Regions from separate parts of the Homo sapiens genome. Here all the other regions are linked to region 6. The links are chromatin contacts, found by Hi-C or POLR2A ChIA-PET in ENCODE. All regions are on one chromosome and are shown on one strand. The core of a region is the stretch at or near the end of the contact, and the rest is flanking DNA. Distances in the headings are between cores, read along the strand shown.

Evidence for each region. Hi-C counts contacts between places; a loop is a spot of excess contacts on that map. ChIA-PET counts read pairs that join two places held with the same protein, here RNA polymerase II (POLR2A). Pooled maps may share reads with other maps.
Region 1: a loop to region 6 is called in a map of endothelial cell of umbilical vein, with 4 times the contacts of the local background. The contact joins the enhancer-like site here to the promoter of PIRAT1 in region 6. A Hi-C loop is called at or near these places in 16 of 168 maps with a recorded cell type or tissue (Caco-2, GM12878, HepG2 and 9 more), 23 of 37 single-sample maps with no recorded cell type and 22 of 50 pooled maps. POLR2A ChIA-PET finds 5 or more read pairs at or near these places in 7 of 52 experiments (BJ, H1, HEK293T and 4 more).
Region 2: a loop to region 6 is called in a pooled map, with 2.3 times the contacts of the local background. The contact joins the promoter of RMDN2-AS1 here to the promoter of PIRAT1 in region 6. A Hi-C loop is called at or near these places in 1 of 50 pooled maps. POLR2A ChIA-PET finds 5 or more read pairs at or near these places in 2 of 52 experiments (Panc1 and activated T-cell).
Region 3: a pooled map shows a loop between it and region 6 (3-fold over the local background). The contact joins the enhancer-like site here to the promoter of PIRAT1 in region 6. A Hi-C loop is called at or near these places in 7 of 37 single-sample maps with no recorded cell type and 13 of 50 pooled maps. POLR2A ChIA-PET finds 5 or more read pairs at or near these places in 1 of 52 experiments (AG04449).
Region 4: a map of mammary epithelial cell shows a loop between it and region 6 (4-fold over the local background). The contact joins the enhancer-like site here to the promoter of PIRAT1 in region 6. A Hi-C loop is called at or near these places in 1 of 168 maps with a recorded cell type or tissue (mammary epithelial cell) and 4 of 50 pooled maps. POLR2A ChIA-PET finds 5 or more read pairs at or near these places in 2 of 52 experiments (BJ and activated T-cell).
Region 5: a loop to region 6 is called in a pooled map, with 4 times the contacts of the local background. The contact joins the enhancer-like site here to the promoter of PIRAT1 in region 6. A Hi-C loop is called at or near these places in 4 of 50 pooled maps. POLR2A ChIA-PET finds 5 or more read pairs at or near these places in 2 of 52 experiments (OCI-LY7 and activated CD4-positive, alpha-beta T cell).
Region 7: a loop to region 6 is called in a pooled map, with 2.1 times the contacts of the local background. The contact joins the promoter of CYP1B1 here to the promoter of PIRAT1 in region 6. A Hi-C loop is called at or near these places in 2 of 50 pooled maps. POLR2A ChIA-PET finds 5 or more read pairs at or near these places in 2 of 52 experiments (GM10248 and activated T-cell).

Annotation. Positions count from the first base shown.
Region 1 is chr2:37,644,189-37,647,235 of GRCh38, reverse strand. It overlaps CDC42EP3 (CDC42 effector protein 3), which reads left to right. Exons shown (of 2, transcript NM_006449.5): 2 at 414-3,047. The coding sequence starts at 649. The coding sequence ends at 1,413. Among named protein-coding and RNA genes, the nearest start is that of CDC42EP3, 26 kb to the left of the region's middle. Within about 2 kb of position 1,700, at least 6 of the 41 ENCODE cell types and tissues checked have a DNase peak (open chromatin) inside an H3K27ac peak, as active enhancers do; they include endothelial cell of umbilical vein, where a contact is called at or near this core.
Region 2 is chr2:38,035,049-38,038,183 of GRCh38, reverse strand. RMDN2-AS1 (RMDN2 antisense RNA 1) reads left to right here and starts at 1,843. Exons shown (of 4, transcript NR_102712.1): 1 at 1,843-2,034. It also overlaps a transcript of RMDN2 not described here.
Region 3 is chr2:37,624,851-37,627,996 of GRCh38, reverse strand. No RefSeq gene overlaps it. Among named protein-coding and RNA genes, the nearest start is that of CDC42EP3, 45 kb to the left of the region's middle. RefSeq lists an enhancer at 2,542-2,811. Within about 2 kb of position 1,681, at least 15 of the 41 ENCODE cell types and tissues checked have a DNase peak (open chromatin) inside an H3K27ac peak, as active enhancers do.
Region 4 is chr2:37,710,523-37,713,288 of GRCh38, reverse strand. No RefSeq gene overlaps it. Among named protein-coding and RNA genes, the nearest start is that of CDC42EP3, 40 kb to the right of the region's middle. Within about 2 kb of position 1,293, at least 3 of the 41 ENCODE cell types and tissues checked have a DNase peak (open chromatin) inside an H3K27ac peak, as active enhancers do; they include mammary epithelial cell, where a contact is called at or near this core.
Region 5 is chr2:38,113,695-38,116,695 of GRCh38, reverse strand. All of the region lies in intron 3 of LOC107985871 (a long non-coding RNA gene), which reads left to right. Among named protein-coding and RNA genes, the nearest start is that of CYP1B1-AS1, 16 kb to the left of the region's middle. Within about 2 kb of position 1,300, at least 8 of the 41 ENCODE cell types and tissues checked have a DNase peak (open chromatin) inside an H3K27ac peak, as active enhancers do.
Region 6 is chr2:37,874,210-37,877,177 of GRCh38, reverse strand. PIRAT1 (PU.1 (SPI1) induced regulator of S100A8 and S100A9 alarmin transcription 1) reads left to right here and starts at 1,315. Exons shown (of 4, transcript NR_110012.1): 1 at 1,315-1,435.
Region 7 is chr2:38,074,901-38,077,663 of GRCh38, reverse strand. CYP1B1 (cytochrome P450 family 1 subfamily B member 1) reads left to right here and starts at 1,513. Exons shown (of 3, transcript NM_000104.4): 1 at 1,513-1,884; 2 at 2,275-2,763. The coding sequence starts at 2,276. RefSeq lists silencers at 398-517, 1,428-1,517, cis regulatory regions at 561-590, 1,511-1,518, an enhancer at 492-690 and a promoter at 157-1,532.

The sequences.
Region 1 (3,047 bases), core at 451-2,950, 230 kb after region 6:
ACTTATGTACATATGGAACTCAACAATGAAATATTAGTGTTGCTAGTATGCACATCAAAGCAAAAGGAAAATGTATTTTAAAACAAATCCAGTTGTATTTAAGGAGCTGAAATCACTGATCCTATGCTTACAGCAATTCTTAGAGGAAAATGACTAAAACCATAGACATGTCCAGAAGATGTGCCCATGGCTATGTCTAAAAAGTACTGGTGTCATAGATATGGGGTTTTTAGGTCTTTCTCTTTCCTGTTTTCTCTAAGATGAAAATTTTTATCCACTTACTGGAGGGAAACAATAAGTTCAGCATTAGTTGAAACTGGCCCTGCCATTATTTACAGGCTCTTGTGAAAAGGGAGGCCCTAGGGCACCCAAAAGGGTCTTTAGCTTATAACCTGCTTTGGTTTCTTCTGCAGGTTTGTCCTGGTTGTGGTCAAGACTGGATGATGTAACTGGCTCTCTAGGAAGCCTCACTTGGCCGTAACCTCAGGAAGGTTCTCTTTGACCCCATCTCATTTCGAAGCCACTTCTGAAGCCACTTGAGAAAAATGATGTGACAGTTCCTATCAAAAAGGATTCAGAAACATATACCATCTGTGAAGAAAGTGGCCCTTTCTCCCGCTTGCAAAATAGACATTCTCAAATTCCAAAATGCCAGCCAAGACCCCAATTTACCTGAAAGCAGCCAATAACAAGAAAGGAAAGAAATTTAAACTGAGGGACATTCTGTCTCCTGATATGATCAGTCCCCCGCTTGGAGACTTTCGCCACACCATCCACATTGGCAAAGAGGGCCAGCACGATGTCTTTGGAGATATTTCCTTTCTTCAAGGGAACTACGAGCTTTTACCTGGAAACCAGGAGAAAGCACACCTGGGCCAGTTCCCTGGGCATAATGAGTTCTTCCGGGCCAACAGCACCTCGGACTCTGTGTTCACAGAAACGCCCTCCCCGGTGCTCAAAAATGCCATCTCCCTCCCGACCATTGGAGGATCCCAAGCTCTCATGTTGCCCTTATTGTCACCAGTGACATTTAATTCCAAACAGGAGTCCTTCGGGCCAGCAAAGCTGCCCAGGCTTAGCTGCGAGCCCGTCATGGAGGAAAAAGCTCAGGAGAAAAGCAGTCTGTTGGAGAATGGGACAGTCCACCAGGGAGACACCTCGTGGGGCTCCAGCGGTTCTGCATCTCAGTCCAGCCAAGGCAGAGACAGCCACTCCTCCAGCCTGTCCGAACAGTACCCCGACTGGCCAGCCGAGGACATGTTTGACCATCCCACCCCATGCGAGCTCATCAAGGGAAAGACTAAGTCAGAGGAGTCCCTCTCTGACCTTACAGGTTCCCTCCTCTCCCTGCAGCTTGATCTTGGGCCCTCACTTTTGGATGAGGTGCTGAATGTAATGGATAAAAATAAGTAACAAGATGCCAACTTTTTTCCTTTGGGGTAAAAGGTACAAAAACAAACTAACCACAGTTGAAGAGAAGGGCTTCCGGAGCTGTATTTGCAGTTTTGTGTTGGGTTTTCTAAAATAATATTCTTACAAAGTATTTTTTTACCTGTTATGCCCTGTTTGCAAAAACAATTTAGAAAAAAACAACAAAGCAAAACCTATCTTGGCAAAAAAAGGAAGTGAGTCAGAGCCCATTTTCAGGAGGCATTGGTGATGTTCGGCTCACATATTGTTTGCAGACACACAAGAAATCTGGCTTGGCCAGGATTGGCACTAGCTATGAAGGGCTGAGCGAGTCACATTAAGGAACTTCACGGAACTTTATAGCACTCCGACATTTTCTGAGCAAGAGGAAGTCAAAATTTATTTAACACCTAAGCCTTTTTGTAGACTCTTTTCTATATATTGCTTAGGCTCACCATAGCGAATTCTCCAGTGTTAAAACTTTTCTGTTTTCACATTTGAACTTTATGGGTTTTGGGGATTTTCTTGTAGTTCTTATATATCCCTATATATTATATCTATATTGCAAAATTTTGACTGTCAGCTACATGTTGGTAAGACACAGGCAAAGTATTACTGTAACTAAGTTATTTTTAAAGTTAAAATATATTTTTACGTGCCTTTGGCTTTTTATTGCAGAGTCTACATTTTATAGATTCTACATCAGATGTTGTCACTTATTTCCATTGGGATTCCATTGTAAGCTGTGTATGTGCGTGTTTGGAAAAGTGTATTCATACTTAGTTTTTTTTTCTTCATCTGTTATCATACTTTTAACAGCAACCAATAACGGATTGTAAAGTGTAAAGGCACAGGTTACTCATGATGCTTCTGCAGAGACTGTGGGCTACACCACATATGTTATTTGGAAATATAGGTATTTTAGTACAGTACATACTTGCATTACATAGGTACTTCAAGCAACACAATAAAAAGTAAATGATAAAGTGAACTTGCTTGTTTATAGTAATAAACAAGACCATAAGAGAATAAGTATAGCTAGAGAAATTGCTTCTCTGAAATGTACATGAGCCCTTAAGGTAAGAGATGATTTCCATCTACTCTCATTTTGATTACTTCCTTATGGTTTGAGAGGCTAGAAACTGAGCCTCTCTACTTTTGGAAAAATGAACATGTGAGGTCAGATTTTTTTTTTTTTTTTTAAGTCAGCACTGATGCCACCCTCTCAGTGGTCATTTCTGAGCATCTTCCTGACTTGAACACCTTCTACAGCAAACTCTTGCAAGTCCAGTTTCATCCCTGTAAGGCAAATGTCTTTTCACGCAGAAAGTGCCATATAGACGAGATAAAGGCAGCTAAAACGAGGGCAGTAGAGAGCACTTACCCGACCCCAAGGTGCCAGAGATGCCCTGAGGATGGTGGTTAAGGAAACAGGAGCAGGAAATGTACACACAGATTCCTGTCCCTTTGCCAACTACTCCTTCCCCATCAAAGAAAAACACTTGCACACAGTAACTACCAGCTCCTTCTCTCAAACTTGTATTTCTCCTGGAAATGTATCTCAGAAATGACCTCCTCTCCCAACCACTTCAACGATTCTTTCTTTGGGTTTGGGGTTCTTGCAGTTCTATCATCTA
Region 2 (3,135 bases), core at 594-3,093, 160 kb before region 6:
CCTCCCCTGGGCTTGAGATTTTTGCTGGCTGAAATGGAGCCTGGAAGTGCTTTTCTGTGGTTTAGATGGGGAAGGAATGGGGGAAAGAAACGGTTCGGGAAAGGGGAGAATGGAGGGGAGAAGAGGGAAGGAAGATGGCAGGAGCCTCGGAGGTCAGGCTTGCAAGCAAAGCAAACACCAGGCTCCAGAGGGGTTTGCAGGCTACAGAACACCGAGTTTCGAGAGAATCACATGTTTATCTTCTCTTAAAATTCTCATACTGAACGATCTGGATGTGACTCAGCTCACGCAGTCGCTAGCTGTGGCACCGTGTGAGCTACTTAACCTCAGAAAGAGTTTCATCATCTGTAAAATGGGCATCACGGCCTTGTGGAATGGATTAAAAGAGCCAAAGTGCATAAAGCTCACGCAGTATCCTTTATAAGCAGTTTGTAGGTCTCCTTCCTTGAATTTCTTTCAAGCTCCCAATAGCCAACGGGAAGCCGAACACACTTTCACACTAAAAATGGGAATTCAGGGAAGTATCATCAGGTTCTGAACTATGTTTTAAGACTCAAGTCAAACACCAAAACTGAGTCACCACCTAATGTGTGTGCAGCACGTGTTAGGGGCAGTTTGCTATGTGATGACTTGAACGACAGTTTCTCTCTCCTGGGACTTTCATAAAATTCCTTTGGTGTTGCCACACACTTCTGGGATTCTCCACAATGAGCCCATTGCTGAGCCTGTCTCTGCAGATGTTTATTAAACAAGCAGAATTTAGGGGAATAGTCAGCAAGTCTTCACCAAGTTCTTCTATGTGGGCAGCTTTTGTGGTGTGGCCAGGGTATGAGGATAAAGAGCAACTTGGAAAAGTCTGGGGAGAATTTAAGTAGCCTGAAGAGTCTCTGTCCCTCAGGGAGGAAAGCTGAGAAATCGTTTCCATATTTATGTGTCAATTGCTTTATGTCCATTTATTTGATCTTCCTTACAAAATCTTGCATAGAAAATTTCATCCTCATTTTACAGATGAGGAAACTGAAGCTTAGAGAGCTTAGGTCACTTACCCAAGTTCATCCAGGTAGCAAAGTGTCAGGTCTGGATTTAAATCAGGTTGAGTCCAGTACCTTTTTCTTTTTTATATCACGCTGCCTTTCCCTAGAAGCCAAAATTTCTAGGAAATAAATGAACTGCAATGACAAAGCAGCACATTTTCCCATGTTCTTTGCTCTTGATCCCTACCTACTCTTTTCCCGGAAATAGACAATAAAGCCACCAGGATACCTGAGACAGCCTTGGTCATCTTTGTACCGTAGCCAGCACCATGGATTTTTGCCTAGTTACTTTCCCATCAGATTTTAACAGAAAGAACACTGTATTTGCCAGCTCAGTACAGCATATCTCTGGCTCTGTTTTCTCCCCAGCAGGAATCCGAGGGTCTGTCTCTGTATGTGTTATCATCAGACTGGTAAAGAGTTACATGTGTCAGCACAGAAGAAAAGAGCTTTGATGTGAGTTCAGCATGTAAGAAAGCCTTCATTGCTGTCATGCTTTCAACAGGTTCCCCACGACCCACCACTGCCTGCCAAGATGAATGTAAATGAAGCAGAAGTCTCACAGGGTAAATTCAGCTTCCCACGACCTGCAGTTGGACAGGGTGGCAAGGAGATGATGATAATTCCATGGCTCCCAGCTTAATTTCTCTTGGGGAGGGGTATGTGGACTCTTGCTATCCTGGAGTCCATATCATGCAGGACTCCGGAACATAAAAGGCAACAACAGTGAAGTGAGTGCCTGTTACAAACAAGGCTCAACTCAAAGCTAACAATTCTTCTTTATTAGGATACCACTGATCAGAGCTGCAAAGTGTACTCACATCTGTCATTTCGTGTCATTCTTACATAAATCCTGTAGCTGGGCACAGTAGGAAGAAGCATTCTCATCATGGCCACTTAGCTTGCTCGAGATTACACAGAACCATGCCTCTGGTTTCCTGGTACAGTGCTCCGGCAGGTGACGGATGCTCCTGGGTGACATATCACGGATCTCTCTGAGGTGAGATCTTCATGATTCTATATCATAGGCATCTCTTTATCTTCAAGTTGGGCAACATCAGCAGGGTTCCCATGAGTATGTGCCCAGCGAGGCTATTTAGTTCCTCTTATCTTTTTTTTTTTCTACTTGCCCTCGTTTTTCCTGAGATTTTATTTCCTTCCTAGCTGGCATACCTTTCCCTGCTGTGGTATTCAGACCTAAATAGTGTGTGCACCTATTACCTCTGCAGAGTAATTACTGTTTGGTACCATGGTAGAGTTTCTGTGTCCAGATACGGTTGTGAATGCTTGGAATGTAACATTGGGAAAGACAGAACTATTGCTTGTAAGTGGATTTGTGGACATCATGGTGCTATGAGAAAACTAAGTTGAAGATGCTCCTGCATCTTGCTGGTTAAACTAGATATAAACCAGTTGCTTAATAATTCATAGCCTATCCTATCTGTTTCCCACCCTCCTTATCTTCCAGGGACTCATTTATTGAATAACTCATTTTACATGCCTCTTTTATCATATACATTTTTATGTGTATTAGGATGTATTTATGGACTTTATATTCTATTTCACTGATTTGTCTATTCATTCATATTTCTTTGAGTATGATAGCTTTATGCATTTTTTCTTATCTGGTAGGTATTGTTGCCCCTCATTGCTTGACTTCTTCAGTATTTTCACAACTACTCTTACTTGTTTGATTTTCCATTTGAACCTCAGAACATAAAAAGAATCTTGTTGGTATTTGTATTGGAATTTTATCAAATTTGTAGATTAATTGAAGGATATTGGATAATTTTAGGATGCTGTCTTCCTAATCAAAATATAGTGTGTCTTTTTATTTGTTCAAACTTTTGGGGTTCCTTCAATTTCTGCTTGCCTATCAGACATGATTCTTATATTTATTCCTAGATATTTGATCTTGTTTTACTCAGGGTAAATGAGGCATTACCTTCCAGTACACCTTCTAACTGGCTGCCATCTGTATTTGTCATGGCTACTGATTTCTATATATTTATTCTTTTATTGTTGAAGAATGTTTTGTAGTTCGTTCTTTCAGGTTTTTCACACGTGAATTTATTTGCCAACATAAATGATACTTACCATA
Region 3 (3,146 bases), core at 432-2,931, 250 kb after region 6:
AAGGTCCAGCCACAACCCTATGCTCCCATGGTTTGGTTATGAGAGACAACAATTCCTTTTCTGCCTAAGTCAAGTTTCCTTTTCTGACTATGGCATCACCCTTGAGTGATGTGAATCACCTCCAGTTGGGTTATCCCAAGGGAAACTTCCTCATCTGCTTCTCACCAGATGTGTGGGTTTGGCATCATAGAAAGTAACTTCTGGAGAACAAAGCTCACTGGAGGGCAGAACTCAGCTCAGTGTCTTCCACTTCTTTCATCCAGAAGACCAGATGGAACCAACTGGTTCAAGAAGAAGATGACTTTAAATGACCAGGCATGGTTTTTGCAATTATCTTTTATAACTAATATAATTGGGAACATTGTATTCAATTAGAAAAAAAAAAGGAAAACTGTAAGTTGTTATAACTGGGCTAAGAGATATCACGGATCATCTCGTAGCATGTGGTCTATACTCAGGGTTTTGTAGTAAAACATAATTTTAGGGAAACCTAGTAAAGAAGAAGTCACAGAACTCTGATTTTTTTTTTAATTGGTATTTCTCCCATGGTTTTCAGGGATTCAACACATGGTCATTTGGTAAGCAGATAAATATGACTACACATTTGGGACAATAGTCCTAGTTCTCCCTGTATCCCCTGAGCAGATTGCTGATTTTTAGAGATTAACTTACTAGGTTTTCTTAAAGGTGAGAAGAATCCAAATATATTTTATCTGCTGTTAGGCAGCAGTTGTGAGGGAATTATCAAGACCTCTTGGGGCCAGAGACGTGGGGGTTCAATCTCTGCCTAGACTATTTAAGTAGGCTACTCAAAATGTTCTGAGCCTCAGTTTCCTTTTCTGTACATTGAGATGGTGAGATTATCTGCTTCACAAGGATGAACGAGATAATATATGCAAAAGGAAGGATATAGAATATTCTTAACCACTTGGCTTTAAACAATCTTCTACAGTGGACAACTACCTTGATTTTCTAACCATCCAAGGGCAACAATCATTCACATATTAGTATGAGTTCACCAACTTGTATGCTCCTTCTGGGATTAGCCCTGAGGAAATAAATGGACACTCTGACGAGGTGGGTGTTGGGATTATTTTTGGAGGTGGGGTACAGAAAAAGGGAGGAAGAATTTGATGGCATTCCAAAGGAAGATAAAATTGGACATTTAGAGAGTAGGAAAGAGGCATCTATCAACAGCAAGAATGAGGGGGTTGTAGAGGAAAGAGCCCTGAATGAATATAGGAGAAAAAGTTGGAGTTCAAAGAACAGCTTCATAGTTTTCTAAGAATGAACTCTGGGGACTCTGCTCCTGGCACTCCAAAAAGCCATTACGCTGTCTCTGTTTCCCTCACGACCCAAAGGCAGGCAAGAATTCCTGTCATACCCTCCAATCATCAGTGTATCTATGGCAGGAGAAAGAAAACAGAGATTAGAGGGTCTTACCTGGCTGAGATCCATCTCACCACAGCCACACCTGACCCAGAGAATTAGTAGGCCATGCTCAGGGCCAGCTGCGGTCTGCCAAGCTGCAGAACAGATGCTGTGGGCACAGGGTTTCCTGCAAAGCACCATTGTACCTCTCTGCCAGGAAGTGCCTTTGAAAGGCAAAGAAACAGACCAGACACCTAAGTTCATAACTAACAAGCGTCTAATCCTCGCAGTGGCTTGCTTGTACAGCTGGAGCGGGTGCGTGTGACATCTCCCCCACCCACATGCTTGCCAACCGTAATACTCAAGGAGAACTGTTTCATGAAGGACGCAGAAGGGAGCCAAACACCGCCAGAGACTTTTTACAGAAACAATTTGAGCATGCCCTTCCTCTCGGGAGTGCTTGGTCCAAATACATTTATCTTGCTAATATTCCTCTGTCAGACTAAATTTCAGACAACAGAACTCTACTTTCCAGAATCTTCCACATTGTAACTGCCTATTAATTACCTCTGCTTTGTCAGCTGGCCTCACACACAGGGCCTAAATGTTTAGTCTGCAGTTTGTATAATCATTCTTCTGCTTCATAATTACTCTCCAGAATTACTTAGCTCTGAGGGCACCACCACAAAGTCTGTGCTTTTCATTTTCTCATAATGGCTCATTATCAGGTCTGCATCCGTAACGCCTTGCTCAGGGTTTGAAATGAATCTTTATATAGTACTGGTCCTTTGGGCAAGCTCCCAATTTTACAATTGCTTCTCAGGCCCTTCGGCCAGGAGCCAGGAGAGTGGGTTCTGGGGGTAATAAAGGATCAGAGATGCTCTGTTTCTACTGTATACATGGAAGGAGCTTCCACACATCCTGAGGCAAGAGGATGTCACCACTCCATTTTCCAAACAGACCCTGACCAAGCTGGAGTAATGATGAGCTTGGAGGAGTCTGCACCATGGCCCTGCACACTCACCTACCAGGCCTCATCTTGTGCTGGATTTCAGGAAGGATGGGCCTGCCCACTGGGAATGGACTCCTGGCTTCAAGGGAAAAGCAGAGAGGGAAGCCTAAGATGACTCAGTGGGAAAGGGAGATGCAGAGATTTTCACTGTGTCAGAGCAGGTCTTTCATGGTGCATGCAGAAGCTCCTGTCCCACCAATTAAGACCCTCTGGAGTCCAATGCACTAGCTATTTCCAGCACAGTCTCCAATTATTCACCATCCCAAAACCTCACATCAGCCAGCCTGGCTTACTCATCTCACTCTCATGGATCTTTCACCACCTCTGTGATTCCACTCATGCCTTCTGCCTGCCTAGAATGCTCCTTTCAATACTCAAATCTACCTCCTCCAGGGAGACTGTTTCCAGGAAGACTCAGAGAGGCAAATAATTTCTTGCCTCTCTGAAACAACTTCATACATTCCATGTATAAATTAACCACGCTCAGCTTTCTCCCTCCCTTCTACTGTTAAAGAGCCGTTCATATTTTTATGATTACTTGACTTTGCTTTGTTGATGTATTTTCCTCACAAATATAAGTTCCTTGAAGGCAAGGTTTGTCTTATTTTTCTCATCTCTCCCGGCATCAACAATACTCAAATAAAGTCTCTAATTTAGTTCATTTGCTGCATTGTACCCTCAATTTACATGTTCATTGCCCCTCTAGCAAAAACCAGAGTAAGAAACAGTGGATCTGTGATTCAGTCACTTTAGCAACATTTAG
Region 4 (2,766 bases), core at 44-2,543, 160 kb after region 6:
ACATGAAAGTGTTTTCCACATCATTAATCATCACTGATATGGAAATTAAAACCACCATGAGATGCCATTTTGCACCTATTAAAATGGCTCAGATGTAAAGATAAGACAATACCAAAAGTTGATGTGGATGTGGAGAAATGGAACTCTCAAACACTGTTGGTAGGAATGCAAATGGTACGGCCACTTAGGAAAATAGTTTGTCAGATTTTTATAAAGTTAACTTCTTCATGTATCCTACAACCAGCAATTCCACCCTCAATATCTCTCAAAAGAAATGAAAACATATGTCCACAAGAAGAACTGTACAAGAATACTCAAAGAAGCTTTTCCATAACAGCCCAAACTGGAAACAACCCAAATGTTCATCAATATGAGGGTGGATGAACATACTCTGGCATATTCATAAATTGAATATTAGTCAAAAAGAAATAGATATGTATTAGTCAATAGATATATATTAGTCAAAAAGAAAAAGAAAAAATTACTGGCCAGGCACAGTGGCTCACGCCTGTAATCCCAGCATTTTGGGAGGCGAAGGCGGGCCGATCACCTGAGGTCGGGAGTTCAAGACCAGCCTGACCAACATGGTGAAACCCCATCTCTACTAAAAATACAAAATTAGCTGGGCGTGGTGGTGCATGCCTGTAATCCCAGCTACTTGGGAGGCTGAGGCAGGAGAATCACTTGAACCCAGGAGGCAGAGGTTGTGGTGAGCCGAGATTGCACCACTGCACTCCAGCCTGGGCAACAAGAGCGAAACTCCATCTCAAAAAAAAAAAAAAAAGGAAAAAGAAAAAAATTACTGATGATGTAACAGTATGAATAAAACTTGAGACTTCCAGTTATGCTAAGTGAAAGAAGCTGCACAAAATGTGTATAATATATAAACCAATTCTATAAAGTCCAAAACTAGGCAAAATTAATCTCTGGTTAAAAAAAGACATAAACAGTGGTTGCCTCTTGTTTTGGTGTAGTCAATTGTCATGATATATTCAACTGTCAAAATAATTGAACTGAATACTTAACACTTTCTGGTAGATTGTATGTAAATTATACCTCAGTTTTTTGAAAAGCAACTACATCGAGTGGATAGCAGCTACACAAATTACCACAGAGGTAAAGTTTGCTCATCTAAGAAACATTTATTAATAACTTACGTGACAAGCACCATACTAATATCTGGGAATACCAAGCTCTATAAGATGTGATCCCAGCACTGAAGAATGCATGGATTCTAAGTGATGGGGAAAGCACAATTTCAAAATGTTGAAACAAGTGCTTTAATGCAGCTATACACTATGACTGTATATGGGAGCACAGAGGAGTGAGCAAGATGTTACAGACCAGGATGATGACCACTTGTCTGACCATAGTGCAGCCACTATGGTGGCTTGGGGTAGAAAGTTGCCTTTTATTTTTGGCCTTTGGGACTTGGGGAGATATCTTAGCAGGTGTAAGGACTCTAAATAACAGTTCCCCAAAACTTTAGGACAAAGTCTTTTTCACAGTGGGAAACTGGAGATATGTTTTCACCAGAATAAGCAGAAAAAGGCCAAACACTTCCTGAGTAATAGATTTAAAGAGCAGCAGGTCTCTCAAGCCAGGGTCCCTATGCCACACTGCAGAGCAGCCCACAAAACACCCTGAGGATGTGGCTTGCTGGCCACACCCCTTAAGTCATGATAGCCCTGCTAAAGAATGTAGGGCCCCAACAAAGAATGTCCTGAAAGCCATTTAAGAGCCTTCCAGGAAAACCACAGCCAGCAATCCACCACTTGCAATGTGTGTGGCGGGGCTCCTGCTTCTCTTTGCCTTCCTTGGCTCCCTGAGCTCCCATCAAATCCCAAGTCATCTCAAAAGGAGGTGCAGGGCCAGTTGCAGTTTACTTGCTGGTGATAGAGAGGACAAGGCACCTGCCTGCAAGTCTCCAAAGACAGCACTGGGGAGCCTCCCTCTGGGTGTCTTCAGGGTCTCCCTGCAAAGCTCCAGCTCCTATAAGATTGCGATTGTGACTCTCAACAGATGAACCCCCAGAGAGAAGTTGTTGTGGGGGAAGCTCCAACAGGTTCATGGCCCCCTCCTCCATCTTCAGAGTCACCATCCGCAAATCTCTTTCTCTCTGTCCCTCTCTTCTGTCATCACGCCTCCTCCTGTCTGACTCTGACTCCTGCATCCTACTTATGAGGACCCTTGGGTTTGCATCGAATCTACTCAGATTATTCAGTGTAATCTCCCCATCTCAAGATCTTCAACTTGATCACATCTGCAGACCCTCTTTTGTCACATATGGCAAGATTCATAGGTTCCAAGCTTTAGGATGCGAACATCTTTGGGGGATCATTACTCAGCCTACCACTAAAACTCTAAGCCTATCTTACCTCGAGACAACAATAATAACCAATGCATCTAGCCATTGAGTGCTGACTATGTGATATAAATACAGATATGGAGATAAATACTGCTATCTGTATATAGAGAGATTTTTTAGAGATATTTATACACTTACATTGATAGGCTATCTTCCCACACATATGTATTTTCTCACCGTAGCCCTGCAAAGTCATTTCATTTTACAAATGAGGAAACGGAAGCCCGAGGAATTTTGAAGGACAAAACACTGTTTATAACGGGTAGTCAACGCGGGTTTGGATGACTCCAGAGCCAATGCTCTTTACCTTGTTGTCTTCCATTTCTGTTCCATGTTTTGGTGGGAAACCCAGAGTATGAATTTTGTGTATATATCTTCAACCTAATTTTTTTTCTCCA
Region 5 (3,001 bases), core at 51-2,550, 240 kb before region 6:
TGGTTCTTTGAACCCTTTGTTTCCTGGCAAATCAAAGTTCCTCATTTGTAGTAAGAACTCAAAGAGCAATGTTCCTATCACCACACTGGAAGTCCAGTCTTCTTTTAGACCTCACTAGTGATTTCTTTCTAGAAGTCCCTAGGGAAAGTCCTCACAAATAATCCAGACTTCTCTCTGCAGTGCCTGTGCTCTTGGTCTGCACCCCTTGCTACCTTCTGCTACTTCAATTATTATTTCTTCGTACTCCTTGCTCACAATCCAGGCTGCTGTCAACTGCCCCCCACCCCCGCCCCCCCCACCCAGTGCAACTCTATCTCTGCTCAGCCGGTGAGCCATTGTCCAGGTTCCTTCTGGCTGTCCCTGGATTGCCACTTATTCATGTTCTTTTCCCTTTCTAGCATGAAGAAAAACTCCTGTTCCATGGCAGCTGATTTCTCCCAGGAGATCTGGGCCTCTGGTGGGCAAATTGCTGCTCTCTTCCCCAGCAAGCTTCTCCCTGGAACACATGTGCACTCGGGGGAATGGGTTTGACCAGGGCTGGTTCCAACCCAGCATTACACTGTCTGTGGGATCACATCTCTTTCCAACATCCAGTTCTGACTCCCATTCCCCTCTGTTTAGCTGCTTCTTCACACAGGATGCTTCTCAGAAACTTCACTTCCAAATTATGGGGTGGGATTCAAGCTGGAATTCTTCATCTATGATGAAATTTTAAAATGGTATTCAAAGCTTTGTGCAAAATAGCATTTTATGGTACGTAAACCTCTAATTTTTATCAGACTCTCAAAGGGATCTGCTAGAGACCACGGGCCTCTAAAGCTCTTTAAGTTCTAATGTTCTGTGACCCTGTGATTGCATAATATGATTTTGTGGCAAATTTGCCCAAAGCAGAAGCATTCAGTCACTCTCCCAAACTGCTCTATTACATTCCTAAGTGAGTACAAGAGTGTATGCAAGCATTTTAGCCTTATTCGCACAGAAGATATTATATTAAGAGAATAATCAAGGATTCAGCATCAAAAGCTTTATCAGCAAGATATTAGTACTCTACCTAGAAGACTATTCTAACCTCAAGTACTATAAATATTAGGAGATCTTTATTTTCATAGCAGCAAGATCTTGGAAACTGTACTGGTGAAAAAAAGATGGTGCTTAGAACTCCTGCCTCCCTTTTTAGTTGCTCTTTCTGTTCAAGGAGTGGGATGCATGGGAAAGGTGGCCTGGCTCCCTTCTCCTCTGTGTAGCCTGTAGTTCTACGATTGGCCCCTAGACGGCGATCTTGTGTTAGTGAGGGACATGGTAACTAAATGAAGTGGGAGCCGGCAGTGACTGATGGCTGAAACTGTCAACAGATCAAATGGTAAGAAGTGAATAGTAGTGATTTTTAACCGTGGTTGCAGGATGAAATTGGAAAAGTAACACAAAATCTTCCTATATTACTTAGAAGGAAATTTGGAAACACTTAGAATTAGTCTGTGTATTGAAAACATGATTTAAGTGTGATATTTAGAGGAAACTGTCAATTAAAAAAAATTTTTAAATTATGGTAAAATACATATAACATAAAGTTTGCCACGTTAACCATTTTACAAATGTGCAGTTTTTAAACCAAGTGCACAATCGGTAGTGTTAAGTGCATTCATGTTGTTGTCCAACCAGTCTCCAGAACTCTTTCCATCTTGCAAAGGTGGAACTCTGCATCCATTAAACGGCAACTTTCCGTTACCTCCTCTCCCAGCCCCTGGCAAACAGTATTCTACTTCCCATGTCTATGAATATGAGTGCCTCAGAGAAGTGGAAAAAAGTATTTGTCTTTTTGTCACTGGCTTATTTCACTTAGTATAATATTCTCAAGTGGGACCTGCCAATTTTCATTACAAAATTATTTTTTAATTTGTAAAGAAAAACTGGCAATTAGTAAAAACCATAAGACTGGACATTGTCTCATGCTCACAGCTTCACAGGCAAATGCACTCATTCAAACCAGTAAAAGTGAAAACCTCCATCCACAAGACCCACCAGGAGGTCTCATAAGGCTCTATTAAACCTGCAAACTCACAAGACTGCCAAGGCCCACTCTAGACAGCAGTTGACCCAGAAGATTCATAGGCCAGGAGGCAGAGCATGTCAGTAGGGCACATCCAGACTTCCTCTTCTGCGGGACCTCGCAGCAGACCACAAAGCCATCCACACAGTGGGCAGAAGCTATTCTCTTTGGCCCCCATGTGGACTGAGTTGTGAAGAAATGAGACTCACATCAGTGGGGTGTGGAGGCCACACTATATGAGAGGCCCTGTATTTCACAGCAGCTAATATCTCTTGGAGGAACTCCATGGCCATAACTTTCATGGTCTTCTCAAGGTCATGCCAGTTACAAGGGTCACTGCACTTAGGGAAACTCGAAAATATGGCTTCTTCTCTGGTATTTATAGTTGTCCCAATCCAGATAGGATTTACCAATCAGGGCCCACTTGTACTTTCCTTTATCAGGTTTCCATGGGAACAGAGCTAGGAAGTTAGCCAAAAATCAAATGCTCATGCAAAACTGGAAAGGGTTTCGTTAATCCTTTATTCACTGCCCTTCACATGGTTAGATTACAAAGTCTGACAAAGCATCCAGTTAAATAGAAAGGAGTCAGAATGACAAACTGATATGAAGAACTAAATTACACAATGGCATTTGTCATCTCTTATTTGTTACAGCTGCTTTGGTGTTCAAAATGGATGCGACTTTGCACAATGCCTGGTTACTTCTGGGGAAAATTTTCCATTTCAAAGCTTCATAAGAGAATAAATTATATTTGGGGGGTGGATTTAAATACAATTGGAAGAGGGTTTCTCTCTAAAGTAATTTCTATAGAAAATAGTGAACAGAGATTAAGAGAGCAAGGAAAAACAAATCTGGGCTCCAGAAGGAAGCCAGTTAAGAAAGTTGACTGCCAGAGGGCTGGTAATTCAAGAACAAGATGAGAGATATGGTTTGGCGGAGCCCCTTTCTTTA
Region 6 (2,968 bases), core at 66-2,565:
AAGTTTTCTCATTTGTAAAACTGAAATATTTCTTGCCTAATTCACATGGCAGTTGCAAGGATCAAATACAGTAAAGTAGTATAAACACCTTGAGAATTGTCATGTTCTTTCCAAATATGCTTTTTTTCATCTTTACCATACAATCAACCCAACCACCTATAGGTAAAATCATAACACAAGGAAAATTGGAATTCAGAATAAAATACTTGAGCATTAAATTTCCTCATTGGTCCAAAAGCACTTTAATAGGCTTTGGTGAATTAGATTCGTGCAAGAAAAGGGACTAATGTATTTTCAACCATCAAAGGAGTGTTTAGCTTAATAATCAGCTACCCAGAAAATGAAACAGAAAAACACTTGAATCCAAAGCACCGAAGTGAACTGAAGCGGCCTCCACTGTCCTCCCCTAACTGTCCGCACGGCCTGTCCTCTGTAGGAGTGTCCTTGTGTACGTGTGGAGGTTGTGGACACACATGCCTAGGGTTACAGATGCTCTACAGACTTAACTCAGTATAGTGAAGCTGCAGAGATAGTCATAGCCCTAAAGAAGCCTATCTGAGAGCTTTCCTTTGGGTTTTACAAGAGGCATAGATATTTATTCTGCTCTTCTTTTAACAAAAGACTCCCAAATATTTGCTGAAGATGTAGAGTATTGCCATTTCTGCTTCAAAAGCTCTGAGCCTCTCACGGCACCTGTTGCTGCTGCCCCAAGAGCGGAACACACCCTCCACACCAGCAGCCCCAGGACTAGATTCAGCTTCTCAGTGAACCACTTCCATGCTCCACGATGTGCTCTGGGCTTTGGGGACTTAAAACATCGCAGCCGCGGCATAACAGAGATGCGTCAGCTTCTAAAGTCGTAGTGGGCAGTTCTAGAAACCTGACCCTTTCTTCTGCTGCTACAGATTCTATTGGCTTCTGGAGATTCAGAGACGTCCTTCCTCAAGAAGGAACCTCTGCCTGGCCTTCAGCAGGGCCACTGTCATGTGCGATATTCACTTAGAGCCTTATCACATTTGTGGCTGTAGAGGTGTTTGCGTGCCTTGTTTAATTTATCCCACTAGACTGTAAGTTCAGGGCAGATGGGGGATGTCTGGTTTTTGTTTTTTTTTTTTTTGCCTAATACTGTGTCCCCATGCTGGGCACAGACCTAGCACAGAGTAGGTGCTTGGCAAAGAGCTTTTGAATGAATGAATGATTGGCTGTAGTCTTCCTGGGAAAGGGCTGGCAGGCAAGGAAGTGTTAAACCAGCCACTAACCGCCCAGGCTGACCAGCCTTCTCCCTATCTCCCAGGCCTTTCGAACGGAGCCCGGGGAGGACAGGCTGGCAGAGGAGGGAGGAGGGTTTCTAGCTGAGAGAGACTGCGGCTGTGGGCCTGCAGCCTACCCCTCTTCAAGCTCTCCGGAGCCGTTCCTGCGAAACCAGCCCCCACAAGTGAGTGTCTGCGGCCCCCTCCCTCCTCTTTCCCTTATTGCTCCCTGTGGGGATGGGGCTGACACCGAGCTTGATCCTAAGTAAAAGTCTGTTCTAACAGGAAGCAAATAATGTTCCTCCCCTGACGGAGGTGTTTCCTTCTCAAAGAAGTTACAAAGGGCTCTTTTCAGAGAGAAAGGGGCTGGGAATAGTGTGTGGCCTCACTGCCGTCTGCCTTGGGTGGAGCCAGCACGTTCTGGAATCCAGGGGCTTCCTCTTCTAAAGAGGCGCCGGGCCATGCACTGAAACGGGGTGGCCCATCCTCTGGGAGCCCCAGTCCCCTTACCTGCTTGATACAAGCATCCTCTGGAAGTGCCTAGGGTCATTGCCAAGGCCCCTGTTTTCTTTTCTTGGCTTCCAGGACGCCGTAGTCTGTGTTCTTCCTCCCGCCCTGCAGTTCCCTAGCTGGATTCTCTTCCTCGCTGTGATCTCTTCATCCCTGGTTCCCCAGCGCTCTGTCCTGAGCCCCCTTCTCGAACCACACTCTCGTCTGAGTGAGCATATTGAGCTTCATGGCTGTACATTTCCTCCCCGTGCCGAGGAATCCCACACACTTAGTTCCAGCGCCCAGCTCGCCCCCACCTCATCCAGGTCCTTACATCCCCCTGCAGACTCTGTCTCCACTCCACCTCATTGGTGTTTCCCACTCACTAGATCTAAAGCCAAACTCTTGATCCTGACTTCTCCACCCACCAGCTTGCCTTTCTCTTCATCTTCCCCATCTCAGAGAGCGGCTCGGTCCCGAACTGTCTCTTTCCTTCACACCCTTCATCTAACACACAGCAAGGCTTCTCAGCTCTACCTTCAAAATCTACTCCTCATCTTTCTTCTTCCCACCACCGCCACTCAAACGCCCTCGGCCTAGAGGGATCAGACCCATACTACCTGGCTCCTGAACCTCTGCAAGAGTCTCTGATCTTTCTGCTTCCACTCCTGTCTTGCTACAGACTATTCTTCTGACAGCAGCCGGGGTGATCTTTTCAACTACCAGACCGTGTCACCTTGCTTAAAACCAGCTGGGGCTTCCCTCACACGCAGCATGACACTCAAACTCCACACGACAATCTAACCAGCCTCACCAACTGTGGCCCTGGCTTGTCCTTCTGACTTAGCTTCTGTCTCAGCTCAGGCTACACTGGCCTTCTTGGTATTCCTCAGCCCCCCAGCTTGTCACTGCCCAGCCTTTGCACTGTGTCCTCTCTCTGGAGTTCTTTCCCTCAGGTCTTCAGGTGGCCTTGCTCTCGGGCTTTCTGGAGAGACTTAAAAGCCATATCCATGGAGAGGCTGAGTTTGGCCACCTACCTAAGGTAGCCTCTCATCACTCTCCATGCCTTCGTCTGGCTTTCCTTTTGATTGAGCACTTGTTACTACTTGTGTTCAGCTCTTAGATGAGGGCACAAGGAACTCTGGCGGGTTTAAGTAGAAGAAGGATTTATGTGTAGACTTTGACAGCTCCAGGAATGTTTGGGAAGGCTTAGTGGTTTATAGCCAAGA
Region 7 (2,763 bases), core at 264-2,763, 200 kb before region 6:
CGCGACCTGGGTTAAGTCACGCAACCTCTCTGAACCCTAGTTTATTCATCTGTAAACAGGTCAATAATAGCACGAGATTCGCAGCGCGAGTGGAGCTCAAAGTGCAGGGTTGTCCCTGGTGAACCTATCACTTTTATATTTATCCTTTGATGAAGCCAGTACAATTCCTACCTGGTTAACCAGATACATCCCACCTCTTCCCTCGAGTTCGCCCTTCCCCCCGCCTCGTGAAGTCCTTGTTCTCTTAGCTGTCTTGAAAATCCTATGCATCAGCATGTAGGAAAGGGCGCGCCAGGCGGGGGAAGCCACCCCCGCCCAAGCGCCTCCGGCTTCCCTTATAAAGGGAGGGCCCCCTTCGCGACCGCAAGCGCGCCCAGGAAGACCACAGAGCCGCCGGTGCGCAGCGAGGTGGCGATACGCGCCCGGGCTCGGCCTGCGGGTGGTGGCCCAAGCGTCCGCCTCGCTGGCCTGGCAGGCGCGACTGTGCGTGCGCAGCCGAGGGTGGTGGCGGCCGGCACCCCACGCCAAGGGTGGTGGTGGCCGGCACCCCACCCTCGGCCGCCGCCTCCGCGTGTCAGGTGCCGTGAGAAGCGCGGGAGGAGCGGCCGCAGGCAGCGCCCAGGGATATGACTGGAGCCGACTTTCCAGAAGCGGCGCACGCAAAGCCCAGCTCCGCACGCAAAGGGGAGGCGACAGCAGAAACTTCAACCCGATAAAGTTCGCCGGAGCGCGGAGATTCGCCTCCTCCTGCCACTCTCCGCCCCGCTCGGGTCCCGCCCCGCTAGCTCCCCCAGGCCCCCCCAGTCGCCCCAGCTTGGCTCCCCGCCCTGCGCCAACGGCTTCCATCGCAGCCTGGGCGGCCCCGCGCCCACCAGCGGGCGGCGCCACCTGGAGTGGCCTCTACGCGGGAAATCTCAGGGCCAGCTGCGCCCCAGGAGCCTTTGTGTGCCCAAGCACTGTCGGGGCCCCGGGGCGGGGGAGCGGCTACTTTTAGGGATTCCTGATCTCGCCGCAAGAACTGGAAAAAATTTAGCATGCCAAAGAGCCTCCACTGAGGTGGCAATTTGTTTGCGAGAACCTAAGATAAAATTTAAACAACCAACCAGGGGCGCTGTGAGGCAAACCGCTGCCACTACACTGGCTTTCCGGGAAGCAAGCTCAAGTCGCGGAGAGGGAAGGGAGGTCGTGCGCTCGGGGCGGGGCGCGCTCCCAAGTCGAGCGCAGCGGCCGGGGCAGGTTGTACCGAGCGTGGTTCTGGGGACACCGTGCGGCCTCGATTGGAGGTGGCTGTGATGAAGCGCGGTTACCGCACAATGGAAACGTGGGCACCTCCGCTCCCATGAAAGCCTGCTGGTAGAGCTCCGAGGCCGGCCGGTGCGCCTGGACGGGAGTCCGGGTCAAAGCGGCCTGGTGTGCGGCGCGCCCCGCCCCCCGCAGGCCCCGCCCTGCCAGGTCGCGCTGCCCTCCTTCTACCCAGTCCTTAAAACCCGGAGGAGCGGGATGGCGCGCTTTGACTCTGGAGTGGGAGTGGGAGCGAGCGCTTCTGCGACTCCAGTTGTGAGAGCCGCAAGGGCATGGGAATTGACGCCACTCACCGACCCCCAGTCTCAATCTCAACGCTGTGAGGAAACCTCGACTTTGCCAGGTCCCCAAGGGCAGCGGGGCTCGGCGAGCGAGGCACCCTTCTCCGTCCCCATCCCAATCCAAGCGCTCCTGGCACTGACGACGCCAAGAGACTCGAGTGGGAGTTAAAGCTTCCAGTGAGGGCAGCAGGTGTCCAGGCCGGGCCTGCGGGTTCCTGTTGACGTCTTGCCCTAGGCAAAGGTCCCAGTTCCTTCTCGGAGCCGGCTGTCCCGCGCCACTGGAAACCGCACCTCCCCGCAGGTCAGTCTGTCTGCCGAGGCGCTGCCCGGCGACCTCTTCAGATGGATTATTACAGGTAGCGGGTGGCGTGGTAGGTACTTTAAAGGAAATCAAGCGCCACCGCCTCGATGCCCGCAGCGTTGTCCCCAGATTGCAGGAACCGTTACGCGCCTTGCGGGGAGGGGAAGGGTTTGGCGCTGGGTTACAGCGAGGTGGAAACACGCCCCTTCTCTTCTCCAAGGGAGAGTGGGTTGGGGATGGGAAGGGGCGTCTTCGGCCATTTCTCCAGAGAGTCAGCTCCGACCTCTCCACCCAACGGCACTCAGTCCCCAGAGGCTGGGGTAGGGGCGTGGGGCGCCCGCTCCTGTCTCTGCACCCCTGAGTGTCACGCCTTCTCCTCTCTGTCCCCAGCATGGGCACCAGCCTCAGCCCGAACGACCCTTGGCCGCTAAACCCGCTGTCCATCCAGCAGACCACGCTCCTGCTACTCCTGTCGGTGCTGGCCACTGTGCATGTGGGCCAGCGGCTGCTGAGGCAACGGAGGCGGCAGCTCCGGTCCGCGCCCCCGGGCCCGTTTGCGTGGCCACTGATCGGAAACGCGGCGGCGGTGGGCCAGGCGGCTCACCTCTCGTTCGCTCGCCTGGCGCGGCGCTACGGCGACGTTTTCCAGATCCGCCTGGGCAGCTGCCCCATAGTGGTGCTGAATGGCGAGCGCGCCATCCACCAGGCCCTGGTGCAGCAGGGCTCGGCCTTCGCCGACCGGCCGGCCTTCGCCTCCTTCCGTGTGGTGTCCGGCGGCCGCAGCATGGCTTTCGGCCACTACTCGGAGCACTGGAAGGTGCAGCGGCGCGCAGCCCACAGCATGATGCGCAACTTCTTCACGCGCCAGCCGCGCAGCCG